Linked DNA regions of Homo sapiens: regions 2, 3 and 4 are each linked to region 1. The links are chromatin contacts, found by Hi-C or POLR2A ChIA-PET in ENCODE. All regions are on one chromosome and are shown on one strand. The core of a region is the stretch at or near the end of the contact, and the rest is flanking DNA. Distances in the headings are between cores, read along the strand shown. Region 1 overlaps FRMD4A (FERM domain containing 4A). Region 2 overlaps FRMD4A (FERM domain containing 4A). Region 3 overlaps FRMD4A (FERM domain containing 4A). Region 4 overlaps FRMD4A (FERM domain containing 4A).

What was found. Hi-C counts contacts between places; a loop is a spot of excess contacts on that map. ChIA-PET counts read pairs that join two places held with the same protein, here RNA polymerase II (POLR2A). Pooled maps may share reads with other maps.
Region 2: a pooled map shows a loop between it and region 1 (2.0-fold over the local background). The contact joins two enhancer-like sites. A Hi-C loop is called at or near these places in 1 of 168 maps with a recorded cell type or tissue (transverse colon), 1 of 37 single-sample maps with no recorded cell type and 2 of 50 pooled maps. POLR2A ChIA-PET finds 5 or more read pairs at or near these places in 3 of 52 experiments (Caco-2, H1 and endothelial cell of umbilical vein).
Region 3: a pooled map shows a loop between it and region 1 (1.9-fold over the local background). The contact joins two enhancer-like sites. A Hi-C loop is called at or near these places in 9 of 168 maps with a recorded cell type or tissue (Right ventricle myocardium inferior, Right ventricle myocardium superior, cardiac septum and 5 more) and 5 of 50 pooled maps. POLR2A ChIA-PET finds 5 or more read pairs at or near these places in 2 of 52 experiments (H1 and WTC11).
Region 4: a pooled map shows a loop between it and region 1 (2.1-fold over the local background). The contact joins two enhancer-like sites. A Hi-C loop is called at or near these places in 1 of 50 pooled maps. POLR2A ChIA-PET finds 5 or more read pairs at or near these places in 2 of 52 experiments (CD4-positive, alpha-beta T cell and activated B cell).

What each region holds. Positions count from the first base shown.
Region 1 is chr10:13,807,538-13,810,543 of GRCh38, forward strand. All of the region lies in intron 4 of FRMD4A (FERM domain containing 4A), which reads right to left. Among named protein-coding and RNA genes, the nearest start is that of FRMD4A-AS2, 180 kb to the right of the region's middle. Within about 2 kb of position 1,526, at least 2 of the 41 ENCODE cell types and tissues checked have a DNase peak (open chromatin) inside an H3K27ac peak, as active enhancers do; they include endothelial cell of umbilical vein, where a contact is called at or near this core.
Region 2 is chr10:13,922,982-13,925,987 of GRCh38, forward strand. All of the region lies in intron 2 of FRMD4A (FERM domain containing 4A), which reads right to left. Among named protein-coding and RNA genes, the nearest start is that of FRMD4A-AS2, 67 kb to the right of the region's middle. Within about 2 kb of position 1,555, at least 6 of the 41 ENCODE cell types and tissues checked have a DNase peak (open chromatin) inside an H3K27ac peak, as active enhancers do; they include endothelial cell of umbilical vein, where a contact is called at or near this core.
Region 3 is chr10:13,902,666-13,905,671 of GRCh38, forward strand. The region is part of intron 2 of FRMD4A (FERM domain containing 4A); the gene reads right to left. Among named protein-coding and RNA genes, the nearest start is that of FRMD4A-AS2, 87 kb to the right of the region's middle. RefSeq lists an enhancer at 1,598-2,114. Within about 2 kb of position 1,471, at least 2 of the 41 ENCODE cell types and tissues checked have a DNase peak (open chromatin) inside an H3K27ac peak, as active enhancers do.
Region 4 is chr10:13,711,636-13,714,641 of GRCh38, forward strand. The region is part of intron 12 of FRMD4A (FERM domain containing 4A); the gene reads right to left. LOC105376426 (a long non-coding RNA gene) reads left to right here. Exons shown (of 4, transcript XR_001747371.2): 2 at 287-379. Among named protein-coding and RNA genes, the nearest start is that of PRPF18, 130 kb to the left of the region's middle. RefSeq lists enhancers at 69-935, 936-1,800. Within about 2 kb of position 1,461, at least 13 of the 41 ENCODE cell types and tissues checked have a DNase peak (open chromatin) inside an H3K27ac peak, as active enhancers do.

The sequences.
Region 1 (3,006 bases), core at 276-2,775:
ATGCTGCAAAACTGTTGATTGCTAACAATATTAAACATTCTTGGGCATAAGTTCTTACACTGTGACTTAGATGCTTTATTAATGAATACAACTTATGGAGTGAGAGAAGCTTAGAGAAATTTCCAATTTCCTGTCTACATTCTGCTTTATATATATTTTCTCCAGTTTCATCTAGATCCCACAAAATGTCAACAGCAGTTAATTCTGAAAGAGTCTCTGACAATATATGACCTAGAGTCACACGTTCTATTATTTAGAAATTCTTTTTTTTTTTTTTTGGAGACAGTGTTTTACTCTGTTGCTCAGGGTGGAGTGCAGTGGCACACTCTCGGCTCACTGCAAACTCTGCCTCCCGGGTTCAAGCGATTCTTCTGCCTCAGCCTCCCAAACAGCTAGGATTATGGGCACATGCCACCATGCCTGACTGATTTTTGTATTTTTAGTAGAGACGGGGTTTCACCATGTTGGCCAGGCTGGTCTCGAACTCCTGACCTCAAGTGATCTGTCCACCTCAGCCTCCCAAAGTGCTGGGATTACAGGTGTGAGCCACCATGCTCAGCCTACTATTAGAAATTCTACTCTCAGGAACAATCATGCTGCTGGTAAGAGTATCTTGCACTTGTACGGCACTTCACAGTTTATAAGTGCTTTCCACGTGATAGCCTTGTTTTATTTGCATTAGGAAATAGACAAATACATGTGATACACCACAGGCTGTCATAAAGAATGGAACTACGATTGCATTTTACTGTAAAACACACAGTGTAGCACCTGTATAAAGCACAGACACACACATGCTCACAATACACATGCAGAATTAGAAAACACGGTTATAAAACAATTTTGCTGTAGTGTCCCGTGATACAGAGCAAGGCCAGGGGATGTAGTACTGTAAGGCTAGCGCTTACTACCTAGGAATCACCAAGCCAGAGCAGGTGAACACCCAAGGGCACTATTTTGCAGGGGCAGCTTTTGTTCTTCTTTCCTACCAGGAAAAGGAGAAAAGTTCAGATGAACAAAGAGGCACTCCCAATGTCTGTTGGCCCTGGCATTGTACCGCCAGGACTGACAGCCCTTGAGTCACGGCCTCACCACTGCCCAGCCTTGCAGGAGCCAGCTCTTCACCTCCTCTGGGCTCCTGACACCTGCCCTTTCCCCTGGTGCACCAGGCACATCTGCTAGTTCTTTTTCAGAAATCTTTTGCCAGCTCCAGTGGTTTTCTAGTGACCTCCAGCTGGCTGGCCGCCACTCCTTCTGTGGCTGGAGAGACCCTCCCACCTAGACTCTGGGGCAGGTGATGGAAATGGCTGCACTTTCTCTGGATCATGCCAGAAGGATGGCTCACTCCTCTTCATCACTGCCCCCCACAGAGCCTCCACATAGCCAGCTCCACTACTAGAGGGGGCAAGACACTTTTATCCAGCCTGGCTTCTACGCACGCACACACGCACGCACACACGCATGCACGCACATGCTTTCCTGGTCAGCACAGAGAGCCAGGAGAACTCAGACATGGAGTGTACCAGCTTAGCTGGATGGGGAAGCTGAACTTGGGTGTGTGCACCCCCTGCTGTGACGTGTGGTTTTGGTGCTCTCAACCCTCCTGGGAGAAGAGTGACTTTCTACCTAGGTCCGATTCCTGCCAGTCAGTGCTGTTAGGGCAGTGATCTGAAATGTTCTGCAGACTCACATCATCTTCCCCTTCAGCCCAGGATCACACGTTCGTTTTTCAATTCTTGTTTATTCAAAAGGGAAGCCTAATCAGGCCTCCTCTAGAGTTCACGGGATCTTTTAGTAAACTTACGTGGGAAATGTGAACAATGGGGCTATGATTAATTGAAACTTAGGGTTTCCTTCTGATTAGTGAAAATAGTCTCAACAGCAATTTAAGTGGTTTACAGTGATTCTCAGGAGAAAGGGGAGAGAATAATCTACATTTGTAAAAGTAATTGTTCTACATGTGCATTTGTTTAAAAGCTTTTAAAAAAATTGCAGTGCTGGGTCCTTCCCCGCACAGCCCTGAACCTTTCCCAGCTGGGCTTACTTGGCCCTGCCTGCAATTCCTCCTGCCCACCGACGGCCACTCCCACCTGCATTCCAGTTCCCTGCAGGCTCCAGGACGAGGGGCCCACCTTGCTCCTCCCAGCTTTCTTGAGGAAGATGTGGCTTTGCTCCTGCTGCCTGCTCTCTGAACACACCACAGCCTGAAATGTCCCTGATTTACAGGGTGACCAGATGGTCCGGTTTGCCCAAGACAGTCCCAACGACACCCCCTTTTGTTCAGTGTCTCAATTTGGATAATAAGTCATAAGACCACCCCTTCCACTTGCATCTCACCAAGGCCAAGTGTAGCCATGTGCAGGGACACCTGGTTGCCTCTCTCACTGGCCCATGTGGATGCCCACCTGTTCTTGCTTCAGTGGCACCACCTGATTCCCAGGGCCTCGGCTCCCCTGTACTGTCTTGCCTGGCCACTAACCTAACACTGATCTATTAGTAGTTTAGGAAATCATCTCTGTATTTCTGAAGATCTGGAAGACAGAGAGAGAGAGAGAGAGTCTGTGTGTGTGTTTGTGACTGTACGTGTGTGCACAGAGGAAAGAGAATTATGAACTATTTTCTTAGAATAGCTCATTTTTATCTAGAAATCTATACAGGTATTCAGTATACTCTTTTGATAACAGTACCTTAAAAAGAAAATGGAAATTTTAGTAAAGATTTTCCTTACTTGTATTACACAACACCACTTTATAGAGCCAAACTGAAAAGACCCTTGAAAGCAAATATTCTTCTCATCAGATCAGTGATCTGAATTTTTTATTTTCATAGTCGCTTTATTTCAGTTTAGACACTGAAACTGCACAGGTTATTTTCATTTTGAATTTATCATCAAATTCACTTCCTGTTATTGTTATCCCAACAGTAGAGAGAAATGTTTCATTTCCAGAAGTTTTCATTTAACTTAAATAGAAAACAAACTCACATAGATCCACTTAAAAAAAAATA
Region 2 (3,006 bases), core at 305-2,804, 120 kb after region 1:
TAAGAAGTGAGAAAATGGGATGAGAAAAAAATGTGCTCAGTCCATAATGATAACCTAGGGTAATCATGTATTTTCCTGAAGGAAGTAATAAGGAACACACACCTTGGACACACAATAAACAGCATGGTGGGAAACCCTAGAGTGGATGGTCTGTATCGAGTGAGGTTTTCCAGGGCAATGTTATTCAAAAATCTCTGTCTCTTTGTTTGAATCTTAGAAGCATCAATATATGTTTCCTTGAAGATGATGTTTAAGGCCAAATCCCTTTCATCTAAGGAGAATCTACAGTGTATATGTAAATAAACAGCTTTCTTCTTCAGGTGTCAACAAAACCCATGACCGTTATGATGTCAAGGAACTAAAGCACCCGACCTCCATACAAGTGTTCCTGAGTGCGACATTTTCTCCTTCCAAACTACTAGTACCACAACTTTAGACTTAGGCTCTGTGGGCAGGTCCCTTATCTGATGAAAGAGGAAACAATGCTTCTGCTCACACATGTGTGCACATACGTACACACACATAAACCGGGTATGTTAGCACAGCATCATGTATATGCTATGATACATTTATTCTAATCGGCAAATGGCCCAAACCTATGTTTACCATAAGGTTTCATCACTTTTTTTAAAGAACAGCTATACCACATGTAATGCCTCACACCGAGTTCAAGGTCTGCTAAAAATCAGACTTTTTTTTAAAACCTGGACTATTGTAAAGGTAGGCCACGTTTATCTTATACATAAGCAGTTGATCTTTAAGATATTTCATCTTATTGGTGCTAGCTAGTCCTAACAGATTGCTAAAGAATTCACTGATGCAAAGAAGCATGGTTGAGTCTCTGTGATGTGCCAGCCCTGGGGAGGAATGGAGAGGTGAACATGGCACCACCCTGTTTTCAAGGTTGGCACAGTATTGAAGGGGAGATAGACAAAATAAACCTGCAAGTCACAAAGCAATGTAATGATAGAGGCAGCATGTGCCACATGTCAATGACAAACCATGTGAGAGGGATCAACCATCAGGTTGGGGTGGGCCGTGGCTAGGGGAGAGGCAGTGGAGGCTGCAATTCAGCTGCGCATCTAAAGTTAAGAAGAAGCTTTTTAAGATCTTGAAGCTGTTATTCCCCACTTTTATACTATGTGCCCATCTCATGGACATGCTGTCTCTGTTGCCCAATGAGGGAATGGCTAAAAATGACTCAGGCTGTGGAACATGGCCTCCTTCAGTCTATTGTCCATGCCATGGCCTGAGTAATCCTTTAAAATCGTAAGCCAGATCACATTACACTCCAGCTGAAGTTCCTCCAATGACTTCTCATCTAATTAAGAGTAAAAGCCAAAGTGCATGGGCCAGCCTAAAAAATCAACATTATTTGGAAATCTCCTTTCTACCCCATCTTATCTCCGCCTACTTTTCTTCTCGTTCCTTTTTTTTTTTCCCAGTCATCAGAAAAGCCATGCTCCCACCTCTAGGCCACCACACTTACCGTTCCCTCTGCCTGGGACTCTCTTCCCCCAGATAGCATCTCTTGCCATAAAGGAAGGACTTCTCTCAGGGAGAAGCAGTCCCTGACCACTCAGTCAAAACCACATTCTTTTCACATTACTCTCCATCCTCCTAGACTATTTTATTTTTCTTCATGATGTTACTTATCATCTGACACAGTACAGATTTTATATTTGTTCATTTCCTGTCTACCCTAAGTCCTCTTAAAATGGAACTTTCCTGAGCATGGGCACGGACATGTTTTATTCTCGGCGTTATCCCTGATGTTTAGAAGAGTACCTGTCATAGTGTGTTCAGCAGACATCTGTTGAAAGAATGACTTCCAGCACTTTGGGAGGCCGAAGCGGGCGGATCATGAGGTCAGGAGTTCGAGACCAGCCTGGCCAACATGGTGAAACCCCGTCTCTACTAAAAATACAAAAAATTAGCTAGGCGTGGTGGCGGGCGCCTGTAATCCCAGCTGCTCAGGAGGCTGAGGCAGGAGAATCACTTGAACCTGGGAGGCGGAGGTTGCAGTGAGCCGAGATTGCACCACTGCACTCCAGCTCTGGTGACAGTGCGAGACTCCGTGTAAAAAAAAAAAAAAAAAAAAGAATGACTTAAGAGAGAATGCAACTGGAGCATTTCTTCATTAATACAGGCTGCAATTGTGGTGGCACAATGGGCAAGATCTGCACTTACTTCTTTCAAGGAAGAGATATCACAGGGATGGTGGGGTTATCCCACTCCTGATCAGAATTTAGATTCACTGACTGCACCAATGGTGGGGCTTGATCTTGACCACTGGGCCAAAACAGATGGAGATATACATTAAACAAAGAATTCCCTCTAATCACCACTTCTATTATCAATCAAAAGTATTTGTATATTTACTTTTGTGTACAAAAATTTAACCTCCTGAATGTGATCGCTTTATCTTCTGTTCTTGGTCATTCAAACCACTTTCCCAGAAAAATTTAATTGCACAAAAGGCAGCATGCAAATGCTCTTTAATTTTAGTTTCTGTTCCTTCTTTAAAATCCATTTTCAGTGTAACAATATCGGGCCCAGTGAAAGTTTCTATTGTAGTGAAACGCTTTTTTTTTTTTTTTTTTTTTTTTTTTTTTTTTTTGAGATGGAGTCTCACTCCGTTGCCCAGGCTGGAGTGCGGTGGCGTGATCTCGGCTCACTGCAACTTCCGCCTCCCAGGTTCAAGCAATTCTCCTGCCTCAGCCTCCTCAGGAGCTGGGACTACAGGCACGCACCACCACGCCTGAATAATTTTTTGTAATTTTAGTAGAGACAGGGTTTCACCGTGTTAGCCAGGATGGTCTAGATCTCCTGACCTCGTGATCTGCCCACCTCGGCCTCCCAGAGTGCTGGGATTACAGGGGTGAGCCACTGCACCTGGCTCTTTTTTTTTTTTTTTTTTAGTATAAAATTTCCCTTTACCTCATGCAATTTCAAGTTATCAATCAGTACATTTATATGATTGATTGAATTTGGTGTGTGCTAAAA
Region 3 (3,006 bases), core at 221-2,720, 95 kb after region 1:
CCCATCTATACTAAAACACAAAAAAATAGCTGGGTGTGGTGGCACACACTTGTAATCCCAGCTACTTGGGAGGCTGAGGCAGGAGGACTGCTTGAACCCGGGAGGTGGAGATTGCAGTGAGCCAAGATCACGCCACTGCACTCCAGCCTGGATGACAGAGTGAGATGCAGTCTCAAAAAAAAAAAAAAAAAACAACAACAAACAACAGATTCTTGAGTGTTACCCCCACTCCCATTTCCAACCCAGGTCTCTGATTCTTAGCTTGGGTTAGGGTGTAATAATTTACATTTTTAACAGATTCCAAAGATATTGATCCTGCTGATTGGAGCTTACACTCAGCACAATTTTCCTACCTCTTGGCTTTTACTGTGCTCCGGGCACCCTGTTGTCTTTACGCTTGTGCTAGCCCCAGGGCCTTTGCACTTCCATCTGCTTGGAAGGCCCTCCTCCAGATACCAGTAGGAATCAAGCTCTTACCTTTTCAGGTCCCTGCTCAGATGTACCCTTATTAGTGAGATCTTTTCTAACCACCTTTCTTAAAAATAGCAACTCCTCCCACCTGCCCACCTCCTGCTCCCCCCGTTCCTAATCCCTTTCCTAGTTTGTCTCCATTCTTTCTTTTGCCTTCTAACAGACTGTACCATTTATTTACTTAGCTGTTTGTTTTATTACCTGTCCTTCCCACGAGAGCAGGGATTTACGTCCATTTGGCTTTTTGCTAAATCTCCTGAGCCTAGAACAGTCTTTGGAACATACTAAACATTCAATAGATATTTGTTGAGGCCGTGCATGGTGGCTTATGCCTGTAATTCCAGCACTTTGGAAGGTGAAGGCAGGAGGATCACTCTAGGCCAGGAGTTTGAGACCAGCCTGGGCAACATAGCAAGACTCCAACTCTACAAAAAATGTTTTTAAATAAAAATTAGCCAGGTGTAGTGATGCACGCCTGTAGTCCCAGCTACTCAGGAGGCTGAGGCATGAGGATCACTTGAGGCCAAGAGTTTGAGACCAGCCTGGGCAACATAGCAAGACCCCATCTCTAAAAAAATAAAAATAAAAAAAAAATAGCCAGGGCGTGGTGGTGACATGTGCCTGTGGTCCCAGCTACCCTAGAGGCAGAAGTGGGAAGATGGTGTGAACCCAGGTGTTGGAGGCTGCAGTGAGATAGGACCATGCCACTACACTCCAGCCTGGGTGACAGCGACAGCTTGTCTCTTAAAAAAAAAAATTGTCTGATGAGTGAATAAAATGAATGAATGGACATTCTTGGATGTAGAATTGCAGTCTTAAGAACTTAATTCTGATGGAAATGCTTCCTAACCGATTGCCTCCCTATCTAAAATGAAATATAATCGTGTCGCTCCACTTCTGAAATATCTAAATATCTCTCACACCCCGAGTGAAGCTGAAGCTCCCTGGCATTTGTTCATCACCAGGCACTGGTGGGGGCTGGGACATGACAGTGAACAGATGCGGAAGTGGCCTTTGTCCCCTTTTGCCTACAGTCCAGTTGAAAATAGGGCCTGCCTGCCTGTCTGGCCTCACCAACCACTATTTCCTGCTGGCGTTTCGCCTCCCAGCCAAGGAGAACGCTCCTACAGGCCCCTGTGCTTCTTGCCTTCTTGCTTTCGCACGGCCGTACATCTGCGCGGAAAACCCTCCCGTCCTCCCTGACACCTGGTTGACTCCCACTCACTCTTCCAGCTCCGCTCAGACGCCTCATTCCCCGGGAAGCCTTCCCCGAGGTTCCCCTCTCCCATGCCCTAAATAACCCATGCGCATCTCTATGCTCAGCACGTTTTCATCACCACCTTTGCATATGTCTTTATACTGCTCTCCGTCAAGAATTCTTCAAAGACAGGCATCACGGCAGTGCTTTGTGTTTTAATAATTTTCTTGTATTCCAGATCCTCAAAATGTGTTCACCTGTACACGGTGTATGGTATTTAATTTCACTTTATCACTTTCTTTTAGCCAAGCATTGTGATCAGAACCCAATAGATTTTTATAGTTAAATCCATCCTGCTAATAAAAAGCAGGGGAGTCAGTGATGGTAGAAAGCAGCGTTTGTAATCCCAGCACTTTGGAAAGCCAAGGCAGGAGGATCACCTGAGGTCAGGAGTTTGAGACCAGCCTGGCCAACGTGGCGAAACCCTGTCTCTACTAAAAAATACAAAAATTAGCCAGTGTGGTGGTGGATGCCTGCAATCCCAGCTACGCAGGAGGCTGAGGCAGGAGAATCGCTTGAACCCGGAAGGCAGAGGTTGCAGTGAGCGGAGATTGTGCCACTGCACTCCAGCCTGGGCGACAGAGTGAGACTCTATCTCAAAAAAAAAAAAAAAAAAGAAAAGAAAACAGCATTTGACCAGTGTTAATACGCAACTCCTTAAAACAGTTTTAAGGAAGGCAGCCTTCCTTAAAGTCTGGAACTGTGACCACTGTTTCTCATAAATGAACAAGGACCAGTCGCAACACTGGCCCCAACAATAAAGCCCACTTTTTTGGGGATACCTGCAATGCATTTTGAAGACTCCTGAAAGCTTTTGAGGGGGCCTAATAAAAGCTCTTAATAATAGAGCAGGTCTAGTTTCTATTAGATCTTGAAATAGACATGCTTCCATCTCTCCCTAGTCTCTCCTTTGTAAACTATGAATTGTTTTCATGTTGGCTCTTAGAGATCTAAGGTTCTTCCTTTGTTCATGTACTTTTAACTTCTTTGTGTGGTTTTGGGAAGGTAGGCACAGATTTTTTCTCAAAAGTGAAATCAAGTTCTCAGTAGAAGAGGAAATACATAGTGAAGAGAAAGGAAAGTACCTTTCAAATCTTCAGAGAATGCCCCTTGTGCTCTTTACAAAGGAAATTCCCTTGGAAATGGTTATAACCTAAACTATTAATATGATCAGCTCATAATAATAGTGATAATAATAATAATATCTACTATTTGTTGAGTGCCATGCACATTACACGCATTATCTATAATTTCTGTGGCAACACAACACTGTAGGT
Region 4 (3,006 bases), core at 211-2,710, 96 kb before region 1:
TTCTACCAATAATCAAAGAATGTATTAATTCATACCTATTAAATCAAGGGGTTTCTAGTGCACGTCACTTAAGCATCTTTAAAAAGCCCTGCAAACATCGTTCCTTTGATCTTTTGGCATCCCTCAAGAAGATCAAGTGGGAAATTTACTTCTTGGGTGAAACAAGGCCCAGAGAAATTAAGGAAAACTGCCTAAGGCCACACAGCAAGTAAGTGAAGGAACCAGAAATAGAAGTCAAGGGCACCTGGTCCATTACTCTAACCTCTAACTATGTTGCTTTCCCCAGGAGTCCACCAATTAGTGGGAACAGCTCTTACTGACTAATGGATGGTTAACTTTACAAGTGGAATGATTTTTACAAATGAGCTACAATATGACTGTAAGTAGAAAGTAAAAAAGCAAATCTTTTTCATCCTGCACCATGGCCTGGCTTTCCTTTTATACGGTAAATGATAACAAGTATTCTTTCCTTCTATCCTTGGAGTCCTGGCTTCCTCTAGTTTTCTATACAGCAATGCTTCAATACTCAGTAGCTTTCAATACTCAATGCTTTCCATACTCCAAAGACTAAAACACAACGACAACTGTGATGAAGGACAGCCTGGGCCAGGCATGGTAGCTCACGCTTGTAATCCCAACACTTTGGGAGGCCAAGGTTGGGGGATCACTTGAGGTCAGGAGCTCGAGACCAGCCTTGTCAACATGGTGAAATCCTATCTCTACTAAAAATTAGCCAGGTGTAGTGGCACGCGCCTGTAATCCTAACTACTCCGGAGGCTGAGGCAGGAGAATCGCTTGTACCCAGGAGACGGAGGTTGCAGTGAGCCGAGATCTTACCACTGCACTCCAGCCTGGGCAACACAGTGAGACTCCATTTCAAAAAAAAAAAAAGAGCAACAACAAAAAAAACAGCCTGGATGATCTGGACTTGCGTGAAACAAAACTTAGAGGAAACCACCAAGTAGTGGCTTCCTTGAGACTATGTCTGTCCCTGTTGTTGGGACTGGCTGATACTGGATGTGGATTCTTAGTTTCTGACCTAGACTTGCCGTGACTCCCAATGCGATCACAGGTCCTCCACTTCCCTGTTCTGGGCCTCAGTATCTTCATGTATGAAAACAGGAGGTGGGAAACACTTATCCACGGAGTGCAAACAAAAGTGGGTAATAAATACTGCCTTTGAGACCTGAATGCAACAGGGTCCACTCTAAGTACTTAATGAGCAGGGACCAGTTACTGGTTTCTATTAGATGGCCTGCTGGATTCCCACATCCTGTATTTAGCTGAAGGCTGGGGCAGAGGAAGGGGCTTTGGCTCCACTGGACTTCCTCCCCAGCCAGCATTTATGGAGAGCTGGGACTGCATGTGGAGTGGTGGGCAAGCTCCCAGGACGATGTGGAAATAGACGCTTGAGAGGAAGCTCAGTCTAGTGGCTCTGATGCTTGACTAGGACTTTGGAGAACCTCGTCTTCCCCCGCTGCCCCTGAGGCTGAGTCACCAAGCTTCTTAATGATCTCCCTATGAGTAACTTCCTGTTTCATCCAGGGGGGCTATTACACAGAATCACAGCAGCCATCTGGTCCACCTCCTCCTTGCACAGATAAAGTAACCCCAGTAGAGAGAGGTTAAGGGATTGGCAGAGGTTAAATAAGTAATTGATGATGGGACCCACATCTTGTGACTTCTGGTCCTGGGCTCTTTCTAACACACCATGAAGCTCTGACAATGAACGAGAACAAAGTTGTTTCAAGCTTCTTGTTCTGAGTCTCTATATAAGAAGAATTAGACTCATGGACAGGAATAATCTCCAAGCTCAGAAGAAAACATACAAACTGAAAAACTCACTTCCTTATTTCATTTCTGCCCTTTTTACTTTCTAGAGCAGACTGGCACTTGCAAATCTTTAGACGGATTTACATTTTCAGCAAATACAAATGAGTTGTTTCACATCTAGAGGGCTGCAGGGCAAAAGAAAGGAGTCACTGAACCCGAATCAGATGGAATTTAAAATGTGAGAGCACCCAGAAAGCTCCAAACCTGTGCTCTCAGAGGACTGGATCCCATGTGCCCTGGTAAGGTTTTGCTATTGGAGCACAGCCGGTTCTAAGGGGCAACAGAAGTAGGTATATATACACATATATATAATATATATACATATATGTAATATATATACACATATATATAATATATATACATATATGTAATATATATACACATATATATAATATATATACATATATGTAATATATATACATATATAATATATACATATATGTAATATATATACATATATAATATATACATATATGTAATACACACACATATATAATATATACATATATGTAATATACATATATAATATACATATATAATATACATATATAAAATATACATATATATATATATATATATATATATATATATAAAATATACTTTTTTTTTGAGACACAGTCTCACTCTATCCTCCAGGCTGGAGTGCAGTGGCACGTTCTCAGCTCACTGCAACCTCTGCTGCCTCCCGGGTTCAAGTGATTCTCTTGTCTCAGCCTCCCAAGTAGCTGGGATTACAGGCTCCCACCAACATGCCCAGTTAATTTTTGTATTTTTAGTAGAGACGGGGTTTCATCATGTTGGCCAGGCTGGTCTCGAACTCCTGACCTCAGGTGATCCACTCGCCTTGGCTTCCTAAAGTGCTAGGATTATAGGTGTGAGCCAACATCCTGGCCCAGGTATATGTTTTTAGTGGGTTGAAATCATATGTCAGAGGTTTTTTTTTTTCTATCAGTTTTTTAGGCATTCAATATATTTTACTTTTTACAAAAAAAGAAGACAGAGGCAAGGCCCTTGGGTTTCAGGCAGCATTGAATTCCCATTCCCTTTCCAACCATTCATGTAGTAGTCTTCTACTTTGTACTGGACTGTTCTCATAGGCAAGAGGAAACACATGGTGCCTAATACATGTTTATATTTGTAGCGAGCTTACAATCTACTTGGGAAGACAAGACA